2 separate regions of the Homo sapiens genome follow, and region 1 is linked to region 2. A link is a contact called in ENCODE Hi-C or POLR2A ChIA-PET data. All regions are on one chromosome and are shown on one strand. Each heading gives the region's core, a stretch centred on a gene start or an enhancer-like site at or near the end of the contact. The rest is flanking DNA. Distances are from core to core; before and after follow the strand shown. Region 1 holds the start of LSM14A (LSM14A mRNA processing body assembly factor). Region 2 has its middle 35 kb from the start of CCNE1.

Region 1 (5,853 bases), core at 3,165-5,664, 4.3 Mb before region 2:
ATGAAACAAGAACTCTTACATACTAATAAATGAAGTAAAAACCACTAAACAACTACTTTGAAAAACTACCTGGCATTACCTGATAAAGACCAACATTCCCCATGTTCTTGCAATTCAAATTCTAAGTATATAATCTCAAGAAAACGAAATAAACATGCACCAGTGCACTTAAACAGAAATGTTCATAAAAGCATTGTTTATAATAGCCCCAAACTGCAAACAATCTAAATGCAATATCCAAAACAATGGCAGAAGGAATAAACTTGTGTTATATTCATGATGGAATATTATGAAACAATAAAAGCTAAAAATAAAATATATACAACACAATCCTATTTACATAAAGTTAAAAATGGGCAAAATTAAACTCTATTATTTAGAGATGTAAACTTATATGGTAAAACTATAAATGTCAGAAGAACATTTATATCTAGCTTAAATTAAGATGGTGATAGTTGTGATGGGAAAATATAGGTGGTGGGAGGCTTCTGGGATGCTGGCAATGTCTGTCTTGCCCTGGGTGGTGGTTACAAAGATGTTTGTTTAAAAATATTTCATTTTTATCTTATGTATCTTTTCAGCCTGTGTAGTTAGGTTTCCCAATAACACTCTCCCTGAGAAATTAAAAAAAAAAAAGTTCAAAAGAGAATGCTAAGACTGTTACTCAAAGAGATTAACTCTTAATCCATAGTTTAAAAACAGTAACAGGGATCTCTACATCCAAATACACACTGTATTATAAATTCCATGAATAAACTTTTGGCTTCAGGCCGGGTGCAGTGCCTCACACCTGTAATCCCAGCACTTTGGGAGGCCAAGGTGGGTGGATCATCTGAGGTCAGGAGTTTGAGACCAGCCTGGCCAACATGGTGAAACCCCGTCTCTACTCAAAATACAAAAATTAGCCAGCTGTGTTGGGCGCCTGTAGTCCCAGCTACTCGGAAGGCTGTGGCAGAACTGCTTGAACCCGGGAGGTGGAGGCTGCAGCGAGCCAAGATCGCACCACTGCACTCCAGCCTGGGCAAGAGCAAGACTCTGTCTCAAAACAACAACAAAAAAAAACGAAAACAAAACAAAACAAACACTTTTGGCTTTAATCTTTTAGACTACCATTCTTCGTTCAAATTTTGAAATGGAAGGTGAAATTTTCTGATATCGAATTACTCAACAAGTCATGTAAATTTTAAAATTTTAAGATTGAACTCCTTGCTTCTAATCTTGAAATCTGAAATGTGTCCAGTATTGACTAGACAGTTATAATGTAGTTTTCGATTAGATAATATCATGTAGACTAATATATAAAGGTTTGATAATGTCAGTTTTTGCGAACATAATCAAATTCCCCAAACTGGTTACACATTTAACTCATGTTGCTTAAGAAAAAGCAGCCGGGTGCGGTGGCTCATGCCTGTAATCCCGGCATTCTGGGAGGCTGAGGCAGGTGGATCACTTGAGGTCAGGAGTTCAAGACCAGCCTGGCCAATATGGTGAAAGCCTGTCTCAACTAAAAAATACAAAAATTAGCCAAGCGTGGTGGCACGCGCCAGTAATCCCAGCTACTCAGGAGGCTGAGGCAGGAGAATTGCTTGAACTTGGAAGGCAGAGGTTACAGGGAGCCAGGATTGTGCCACTGCACTCCGGCCTGGGCAACAGAGTGAGACGCCATCTCAAAAAGAAAAAAAAAAAAGAAAAAGAAAAAGCATATAATGATGTGGGATGAAATATCAAAGCCATGAGTACAAACATAAATTCAATGATTAAAAAAATTTTTCACTGCTATATTCATATATTTATCAAGTCATGACACAAAGAACAAATTTATATTTTATGTCATTATGTCATATGAATTTAACTATTACAGACTAATGAAATACTGACTCTAAAAGCTGCTGAAAAGTTTTTTAAAATGTGGGTTGTTAAAATGTAGACTTTTGGGGTTCCTGCATAAAAGGATATGTTCGTAGTTTTTAAAAAAGAACAAAAATACTTTAAAATTTTCAAATGTATTTTTTTTCTTTGTGAGGAATAAAGGTAACACAGCCAACTTATTGAGTCACTAAGCTGGCAAGACACTTTTAAATTCAGATTAGGTAAAGCAATACTTTAAAACAAATTTATTAAACCACTTTAATGAGAAATTATTTTCAACCCATATCTGGCTCTCACCCAGCACTTTTCATAATTTCATAAAGAGAGGCTTTTTCATAATTTCAAAAAGCCAGAAAAACACTATACAGCTAAGTAACTATTGTATAAAAAATATAAAAATAAATTCAAAATAAGGCCAAGCAAAAACTAAGTTACTTAAGAAGCATCACTGGGAAAGTCTTTAATAAACACCAAATACCATCCATCATACATCCTATAGCCGATTTCTAACCGCCAAGTCTACAGGTGTTTTAATGAGGTAATGTGTCACTGCATAATGTTTCACAAGGTGAAGAGGGAAATGTGGGGGTACTCCCTGGTTTTTCATACTACTTTTAAAATTAGACTTGGTGATTTTAAAAAGTGTATAATTCAATGATCTTCAGCAAATTTGCAGAGTTGTGCAACTATCACCATCTCATACTACTCCTTTATGGTGTACAGTTCTGTAACATCAAAAGGTTCCCTACCCAGGTATAAGATTTGTCCCAACACCAGGGCTATTAAAAAGATTTACCAGAGGCTGGGCGCGGTGGCTCATGCCTGTAATCCCAGCACTTTGGGTGGCCGAGGCGGGTGGATCACCTGAGGTCAGGAGTTCGAGACCAGCCTGGCCAACATGGTGAAACCCCGTCTCTACTAAAAATACCAAATTAGCTAGGGGTGGTGGCAGGCGCCTATAATCCCAGCTACTTGGGAGGCTGAGGCAGGAGAATCACTTGAACCCGGGAGGCGGACGTTGCAGTGAGCCGAAATCATTGCCTTTGCACTCCAGCCTGAGCAAAAAGAGCTAAACTCCATCTTAGAAAAATAAATAAATAAATAAATAAATAAAGGATTTACCAGAGCATCCAAGAAATATTATTAAATACTTGATCCCGTGAAACCACTCCCCTATCTGTTAACGATTTTTAAAATTTTACAGATTTCGAAAATCTTCTTCTTTATCCTTGGACCTAACCTATCCACAGGGTCCCTAACCATGCTATGCAGTTCCCACCTCTACCAGAAGTGCTGGGAAAATCACCTAGGTTATCTAGCTTCCCTCAAAGTATTTTACACTGTTGTGAGATTTCCTTTAAGATTCAGGAGCTAAAGTTTATTTTCTTTCTGGTTTCCTGGCGGAGCAAAGGCCCTGCACGTGTGAACGGAAACAAAACCCACACAGACTCTAGGGATGCCAAATATTAACACTGTGGGTAGGGGCACCTTCCTTCTCGGCCGAATTCCCTTTCCCAGAGAGCCTCCAGAGGGATCAGTCAACGCCCACTGAGCCTGGATCAAAGGTCAAGCTTGCCTGGTCAAGAAGGATCCTGGATCAAGCTTGAACCCGTTTCCAGAAACAGGGGCGTCGGGGCAGCAGCAAGCATTTTTACCACGCGCCCTAATGAGGTGGTTGCACAACAGGCTTTGAGGATTCCGGTTTAACAGGTAAATACCAACAGAGGATGAGCCGAGGGAGATGGGATCTGCTCCACGGCATCGATGGCATTTCGAGAATGTCTGCGTCGCAGAGCAAACCCAAAGTTTTAGCACATTACTCAAGAGTTCACCAGAGGAAGATCGCCACGAATTGAAATGAACAAAGTGAGAAAATGGGTGCTGTGTAGTCAACGCATCCGCGATGAACTCAAGCTGGGCGGAAAAATTCTTTGAATACTCCGGCTTTGTTTTGTGCTAAGACGGCAGAAGCCCCGAATTTCGGAGTTGGAAGACGCGTTTCTCCGTGTTCTCCGGCCCGTTCTCGGACTTCAGGGCCGCCCGCCGCGCACTCAGTCCCGTAGTTCCCCGGGCTTCAGGCGCGGACATTCCGGGGGGCGGAAACCAGGGAGCCGCGGGGAGGCCGCGGTCCGGCCCGCGACGCCGGGGCCCGGAGAAGGGAGGCGAGAGGCCTCCCGGAGCTCGACGGAGGGAGGGGAGGGAACGAGGAGGCCGCGGGCCGGAGCGGGGAGCAGCCCCGAGCGGCGCCCGGCTCGGCCCCCACCCTGAGGCCCGGTCCCGCGTACCTTTGGCAAGGGCTACGGTGGAGTTTTCGGTGTCGATGGTGTAGAGGATGCCCTCGTAGCGGATCTCCGCCTTGGAGATGAGGCTGATCTTGCTGCCGATGTAAGGGGTGCCCCCGCTCATGGCGCCGCCGCCGCCGCTCCCAGCTGCTCGCAGAGAGGCAGATCCCACGCCACTGTCGCCCGCTCCGCACGCCCGCTCGCTCCGTCGGCGCCTACAGCAGCCGCTTCAGACCCAACATGGCGGCGGCGCCGGCTCCGCTACCCTCCCCCAGCCTCCCGCCCTCAAGCCGCGGCGCGGCGGCGGCGGCGGCGGCGGCAGCGGCGGCGGCGCGGGGCATGCTGGGAGGGCGAGGCCGCGCTCTCGCGAGACTTGGCCGGCTACTGGTGGCTCCCGGCTCATTCGTGGCCTCGGGAGTCCCGGCAGCGCTTGTTGGCCTGGACTACGGTGGTGGTCTTGGGGCCGCGTGAGAGGAACTTCGGGGACCGGCTGAGTGCCTCGTGGCACCCGCTTGCTGCGGGCTGGAGAGGAGGCGCGCGGCCTTCCTTTTGACTCAGGCCGTGGCCGCCTTGTCGTGGGTCCTGTGTCTTTGCCGACGCGGGGCCCTCGGCCTGGAGCGCTGCCCACCCGCCTCCGAGCTGTGGCGAGCCGCTGCTCATCCTTCTAAGACGCTGAACCTGCACCTCGTGGAGCTCCTACGGCTCCATTACCGCAGTCATCGCCCGGGGAGCTTCCCCCGAGGCTGCCCCTGGAGCTGGGGCTCTCACAAGGACTCAAGTGTTTCAGCCCCTTCCTGTCCCGCTCATTCAGCCGGTCTGAACCAGTTTCATGGCTTGCAACGCCATTGTAACTCACTAATCCCAATTATCAGTATGTAGCTTGGATCAATTCCGTGAACCAGGGTTTCTGTCGAATCTCAAACGTTAAGGGTCCAAAGCCATGCTCCCTGTTTCCCCTCTAACCTGCTCCTTCACCACCGTTCCCTATTTGATGTAAACGGTACCATTTTTACTCAGCTGCTCAGACTAAAAGCCGTGAGTCAGCCTTGCCCTGTCTTGCTTCCACATCTGTTCTGACTACACCTCTCCGTTATGTATACACAATATATCCTAAATCTGACTTCTCATCTCCATTCCTACACTTCTCCCACAAGCCACGATTACTCGGGCTGAATTATTGCAGTAGCCTTCTAAAAGTTGCCTCTGTGTCAACTCTTGCCCCCAGTACTTTATTCTCAATACAGCAGCCAGAGAGATCTTCTTAAAATCTAACTCAGGGCTGGGCGCAGTGGCTCACGCCTGTACTCCCAGTACTTTGGGGGCCCGAGGCGGGCGCATCACCGGTCAGGAGTTCGAGACCAGCCTGGCCAACATGGTGAAACCCCGTCTCTACTAAAAATATAAAAAAATTAGCCAGGCGTGGTGGCGCGCGCCTATAGTCTCAGCTACTTGGGAGGCTGAGGCAGGAGAATTGCTTGAACCCAGGAGGCGGAGGTTGTGGTGAGCCGAGATTGTGCCACTGCACTCCAGCCTGGGCGACAGAGCGAGACTCCGTCTCAAAAAAAAAAAAAAAAATCTAACTCAGATCATGTCCTTCCTCTACTCACTCTACTGATCCCATGTTACACAGAGAGAAAACCAGACTTTGGTGTCTAAGGATATACATGATTTAGCTTCTCGTTCTGTTCCAGTCGCGTCTAAT
Region 2 (6,365 bases), core at 3,714-6,213:
TCACAGGCATACACAGAAACAGTGTTTCCCCAGCTTTCTGGGCTTCTCCTACCCAGTGAGGTTGACACCTAAAATTAACCATCACACCCTTCCTACCCCACCTCTCATTCCAGAGCTGAGCAACATCCAAAATGGTACCGGCTCAAAGCACAACCTCACCTCAAAGCCAGGTGGGGCTGGGACTTGAACTACCTGGAGCTGATGACTTCATTTGCCACTTGAGCTGACAGTACTCAGTTGCATCCTTTGGTCCTCAGTTTCTTCCTAAAGGCCCCTAGACTGCTGTCCCATGACTGAAAAATGTTTTGTTTTGTTTTTAAAGTCAGGGAATCTCCATTTGTCTATGCTGTTTGACAGAAGAGGAGGGAGGAAGATAAGTGGTTTCAGATATCCTTTCTCCTTTGACTCCTAACACCAATTCTGAGTTAGGCCTTATTATTATTCCCATCTCACTGGGAAGAACACCAAAGTTCACTGTGGCTGGGTTTCCTGCCCAAGTTCTCATCTCTAGAGAGTAGAAAAGGGAATGGAATATATGTAAACTCCAAAGTCCAAGCTGTGCCCTCTAAATCCTTTCTGCCTTGACAGAGGAGCAGGATCTGGAATTCTCCAGTTTCTGCCTCCTTATCTGACCTCTGCTTCCTTATAGGCATAGTGAAAATATGCCTAACCCTTCTTAGACACCCTGCGGGCGTCTTCCAACTTTCTTTCTACCTAAATTCAAAGGCATTTATTGGGGGCAAGGCAGGAGGATCAGTGACAAAGGCTCAGAAATCTACAAAACGCTCCAAGGCAGATGCAAATGTCATCTCTGGTCTCACTTCTGAGAAGCTGGAACAAAGTCATTTTGTATTTTGCTCTCAGCTGTCTTTCACCAAGTTCCCCAAACTCCTTCCCAGAGGCCAAGCGCTAGGGAATCCCTGCCCTCTGTAAAAATACTTGTCATTGTCTTCATGTACCAAGTTCTACCTGTCCAGGTCCCTCTGGGGGATACCTACGTCATAAGCAACGCTGTGGACCTCTGATGAAGTCTCTTTAGGTACATAACCAAGAGTGAAACTGTGCGGAACGTACAGGGCTGGGCCTAGGGCAAGGCAATGCGGCACCTAAGGTATAAAATTTAAGAACAGACCCGGTGCGGTGGCTCAAGCCTGCTATCCCAGCACTTTGGGAGGCTGAGGCAGGAGAATCACCTGAGGTCAGGAGTTCTAGACCAGCCTGGCCAACATGGTGAAACCCGGTCTCTACTAAAAATACAAAAATTAGCTCGGTGTGATGCACGCCTGTAATCCCAGCTACTCCGGAGGCTAAAGCATGAGAATCACTTGAACCCTGGAGGCAGAGGTTGCAGTGAACCGAGATCACACCACTGCAATCCAGGCTGGGTGACAGAGCAAGACTCTGTCTCAAAAACAAACAAAAAAACTAAGAAAGCCCTCACTTTCAGGGCTTTATAAGGGGTGGGGTCGACCCTGACAGTAAGTGCTTCCTTACGTGTGTGCCCAAGCACCTCCCTTCCTCTCCCTGGTCCTAGCTCTGCAAAAGTATACACGTATTTAATTTCACTGTAACTGGCCACACACTCACTCACAAGTGCATGGGACTCCCTCTCTCATCCATCCACGCCAGCACTTCACATCATCTGGCTTGCTGAGTTGTATCAGCTCGTGGGGCAATGTGACATCTCATTCCTTCCCCTTGCCTTCTTCTGACTGCCAGTGAGAATGAGCCTCTCTGGATACCTCAGTCATTCTGATTTTTCTTTCTGTGAACGGCATATATATATCTGGCCCATTATCATTACTATTATTATTATTATTTTGAGACAGGGTCTCACCATGTCACCCAGGCTGGAGTGCATTGGCGCCATCTCAGCTTATTGCAACCTCCGCCTCCTGGGTTCAAGCGATTCTTGTGCCTCAGCCTCCAGAGCAGCTGGGATTACAGGTGCACACCACCACACCCCCGGTTCATTTTTTTTTTTTTTTTTTTTTTTGTATTTTTAGTAGAGACAGGGTTTCATCATGTTGACCAGGCTGGTCTCGAACTCCTGACCTCAAATGATCTGCCCGCCTTGGCCTCCCAAAGTGCTGGGATTACAGGCATGAGCCACCGCACCCGGCTGCCCATTATTTTTTAAATTCGGTTTCCTATCTCTTTCTCTTTTGTGCTGATTTTCAGAAGCTCCTTGTGTATTCTAGTTATAGCCTTTTGTTCATTTAAAACATGGATAATATCTTCTAGCTTATCACTCATATGTTAATTTTGTCTGTAGCAAAGCAACATTTTTTCATTTTGGTGTAGTCAAAATCCATCACGTCTCACCTTTCAGCTTATGATTTGGAGGTCATGAGAAATCCCTTCCTATCACAGAAATATTATATGTTACCATATATAACTGAGTTTATGCTGTACTCTCCAAACTATTCCACTTACCTGTTTTTCTGTACCAATATCACCTTATTTTAATTACTATGCCTTTGTAATCCGTTTTAATGCCTGTTGAATAAGAGTTCCCTTTGTCCTCTTTCAAGATTGTCTTAGCAGATCATGGATTTTTATTCTTCCTTAAAAGTTAAGAATCAAGTTTCTCAAGTTCCAAAATAATTGGGCTGGAATTTTTACTGAAATTGCAATGCATAGTTAGATCATGTAACAGAAAATTTACATTCCTTCAAGGTTAAGACATTATCTCACTATTTATGTATTCAAGCCTTTTTAAACAAAATCTATATATTAGAATTTCAGGTTTTTCTCCTTAAAGATTCTGTGCATTTTTTTATTAGGTTAATGCATAAATATTTCAGTATCATGCAGAATACCTTATTTTTATTACTCACAATACGTGTATTATTTTTGGGGAGGAACCCATTACTGACTTTATATTCTGACCTTTATTATTATTATTATTGAGACAGAGTTTCACTCTGTAGCCCAGGCTGGAGTGCAGTGGTGTGATCTCGGCTCACTGCAACTCTGCATCCCACGTTCAAGCGATTCTCTTGCCTCAGCCTCCCCAGTAGCCAGGATTACAGGCACACGCCACCATGCCCGAATATTTTTTGTATTTTTAGTAGAGATAGGGTTTCACCACGTTGGCCAGGCTGGTTTCGAACTCCTGACCTCAAGTGGTCCGCCCTCCTTGGCCTCCCAAAGTGCTGGGATTACAGGTGTGAGCCACCGCACCCAGCCTCTGATCTTTAATAGAAGAGGGTTGGCCGGGCGCGGTGGCTCACGCGTGTAATCCCAGCACTATGGGAGGCCGAGGTGGGCGGATCACGAGGTCAGGATATCGACACCATCCTGGCTAACATGGTGAAACCCCGCCTCTACTAAAAATACAAAAAATTAGCTGGGCATGGTGGCGGGTGCCTGTAGCCCCAGCAACTCGGGAGGCTGAGGCAGGAGAATGGTGTGAACCCGGGAGGCAGAGCTTGCAGTGAGCTGAGATTGTGCCACTGCACTCCAGCCTGCGTGACAGAGCAAGACTCCGTCTCAAAAAAAAGAAAAAAAAAAAAGAAGAGGGTCTCACTATGTTGCCCAGGCTGGTCTTGAACTCCTGGCCTCATGCAATCCTCCTGCCTCAGCCTCCCACAGTGTTGGGATTACAGGCGTGAGCCTCCACACCTGGCCCTATTCTGACCTTAAACTACCTTTGTGCAACTCTCTCATTAGGTTAATTTTTCTGTTGATTCTTGTTTTCTATGTCGATGATCATCACTTGACAATAACAGTGCTTTCATTTTGCTTCCGATCCTTCTATCACTCACTTTTCTCATCCCATTGCACTGGACAAGACTTGCAAGTACCAGGTTGAACAGTGGCAAGGCCAGACAGAGGGCACCCTTGTTTTTTTTTTTTTGAGTTGTAAAAAGATGGAGAGCTTTGGCTTTCAGCCTACTGCTTAAAGAAGAAAAATGCAATCATTAGAAATTAGATCTTGAGAAAGATCCCTGCGACTGCCCGTGAAGGCGAGACTTAAGAGTAGTAAGCCAAGAGGCAGAAAGATCGGTCGCCTACGAGTCCAGGTGAAGCATCATGTGTTTCAGACCAGGGCCGTGGAGACAAGTGTAGCAGAGAATTGTGGGTCGGGTGGGGTGGAGGAAGAACTGATGGGATTCTGGGACAGATCAGAGGGAGGAGAGTGAGGAGTCAAGACGGAAGCGCTATCTGGGGCTTGCCTGCCACTGAGCAGACCGTGATGCCACTCCCTGAGGAGGAGACCCAGGGTGAAACGAGAAGGAAGAAGGACTTCACTGCACACACGTTGACTCAGAAGGGCCGTGGAACACCCGGCCGGCGGGGAATACGGAGCTCAGAGCAGCGGGCTGCGCGGGGGCGTAAAAATGTGGCTGTCAGGGGTCCAAACAGCATCAATGTTCAGAAAGCACGTGGAAAACAGTTTAGCTACTGTTAGAACTATCAGGATCATCCGCATGCAGGTAGGCGTTAAAACCTAGGATGGACGAGATCTGCCAGGGGCAGCCCAGAAGCCAAAGGGGCCGAGACCTAAGCCCCTGGAGGCAGCAGCTAGAGGGGCAGAGACAGCAGGAAGGGGGCCCCGGTGGGTCAAGGAAGGAGTACCAAGGAGGAGTGGCTCTGCCATGGACGCAGAGGAATCTGGGAGTGACGGCGCCTGTCCGCGCTCTATCCCGTTCTGCCTGCCGAGGGCAGGGCCAGCGCAACGCAACCTGCAAACCCGCCTTCGGCTGCTGCGAGGCACTCAGATCTCGCCGCGAAGAAGACGCCACGGCACAGTTGAACTACAGACCCCGTCCACCGCTGTTCCGGCCCCGCCCCTCTCACATTGCGGGCCTCTCAGCGCCCCTACGCACAGCACGGCCCGCCCACCGCCGCCCTGGCCCCACCCACCCCGCCGCAGGCCCCGCGGAGCTCCGACGCACAGCCTGTCCCCGCCCACTGTTGCTCTGGCCCCGCCCCTCTCGCCGGGGGCTTCTCAGAGCACCTACGTACAGCCAGGCCCAGTCCACCAACCGCCCTGGCCCTGCCCCTCCCGCAGTGCGGGCCCCTAAGAGCCCCTGTGCATTGCCAGGCCCCGCCCCTCACCGCCCTGACACCGCCTTTTGCGGTGCGGGCCGCTCAGAACCCCCCCGCAAGGGGCGGCCCCGCCCCTACCTCTCCGGCCCCGCCCCTACCTCTCCGGCCCCGCCCCTACCTCTCCGGCCCCGCCCCTAACTCTTCGGCCCCGCCCCCACCTCTTCGGCCCTGCCCCTCCCGCGGCGCGCGCCCGGAAGTGCTCCCGCGCCCTGGCAGCGCGGACACAGCGGAGTGGCTGGGCCAAGCCCGCCCAGGGAGGCCGTGGCTCGCTCCAGTCTCCCGGGTGGGGCGGGGGGCGTCCGGGCGACGTGAGGCCGCGCTCGGGCCCCCAACCCCCAGCATCCGCCTTGGCCAGGCTGCAGACGCGCGGCGCGGGAGACGCGGGGCGGGGAGACGCGGGGCGGGGCGGGGCGGGGCAGCGCATCACGTGGGTAAACACGGCGCACGTGGAGCGCAGCCTGAGCTCTAGGGCGGGGCGGCAGTCCCAGCCCTTGAGCCCGGGCTGTGCCGGTCCCAGGCCCTGGGGAGCCGGTGAGGCGTGGGCGCAGGCCGGGGTCCGCGTTGGCCCAGCTGAGCCTCAGTTCATTCTGTTAAAACGTTAATAGGCCAGCGCTGTGGGAGGCCAAGGCAGGAGGATCGCTGTTGGCCAGGGGTTCCAGACCAGCCTGAGCAACACAGGAGATCTCATTGGTACAAAAAATAATAAAAAATGTTGCTGGGTGTGATGGTGCCCACCTGTAATCCCAGCTACTTGGGAGGCTGAGGTGGGAGGATCGCTTGAGCTTGGGAGTTCGAAGCTGCAGTGAGCGCTGATCGCACCACTGCACTGCAGCCTGGGTGACAGAGACCTTGTCTCCAAAACAATACGTAAAAAATAAAACCAAACTAGCCACGCAAACACTGACGTTGGCTCAGCCTGCCAGGCCCTGCCCAAGGGAACATGATAACCCTGTCAGGTGGGCACCATCCTATTTCACAGAAGGGGAAAGTGGAGGCCAAGGCGGTTAAGAAACTTGCCCAAAGCACTTGGCTGGAAACCGGTGCAACGCAGGTCCGACCTTTTGCAGCGAGGCCCCTTCGTGCTTTGGCCTCGGCCTGCATGACAGGGGCACTGGCAGTCGGGGACGCTGGGGGTCAGCTCCTGGCGTCCTGCCCCTGCCCCTCAGGGCCGGCCTGGCCTGGTACGCTCGGCGGGGCTGGTTTCCCCGTTTGTGCAATGGAGTAGCAGAGGTGCCGCCTCCAGAGGAGGCTCAGAGGCGGCCCTCCCCAAATCGTGGCGATAGCTTCCGCCGGGCGTGGTGAGAATG

Evidence for each region. A loop is a pair of places that touch in the nucleus more often than their neighbours do. ChIA-PET counts read pairs that join two places held with the same protein, here RNA polymerase II (POLR2A). Pooled maps may share reads with other maps.
Region 1: a loop to region 2 is called in a map of naive thymus-derived CD4-positive, alpha-beta T cell, with 19 times the contacts of the local background. The contact joins the promoter of LSM14A here to the enhancer-like site in region 2. A Hi-C loop is called at or near these places in 1 of 168 maps with a recorded cell type or tissue (naive thymus-derived CD4-positive, alpha-beta T cell), 1 of 37 single-sample maps with no recorded cell type and 8 of 50 pooled maps. POLR2A ChIA-PET finds 5 or more read pairs at or near these places in 1 of 52 experiments (activated CD4-positive, alpha-beta T cell).

What each region holds. Positions count from the first base shown.
Region 1 is chr19:34,171,065-34,176,917 of GRCh38, reverse strand. It overlaps LSM14A (LSM14A mRNA processing body assembly factor), which reads right to left and starts at 4,414. Exons shown (of 10, transcript NM_015578.4): 1 at 4,155-4,414. The coding sequence starts at 4,275.
Region 2 is chr19:29,843,594-29,849,958 of GRCh38, reverse strand. No RefSeq gene overlaps it. Among named protein-coding and RNA genes, the nearest start is that of CCNE1, 35 kb to the right of the region's middle. RefSeq lists silencers at 4,790-5,559, 5,590-5,749. Within about 2 kb of position 4,963, at least 32 of the 41 ENCODE cell types and tissues checked have a DNase peak (open chromatin) inside an H3K27ac peak, as active enhancers do.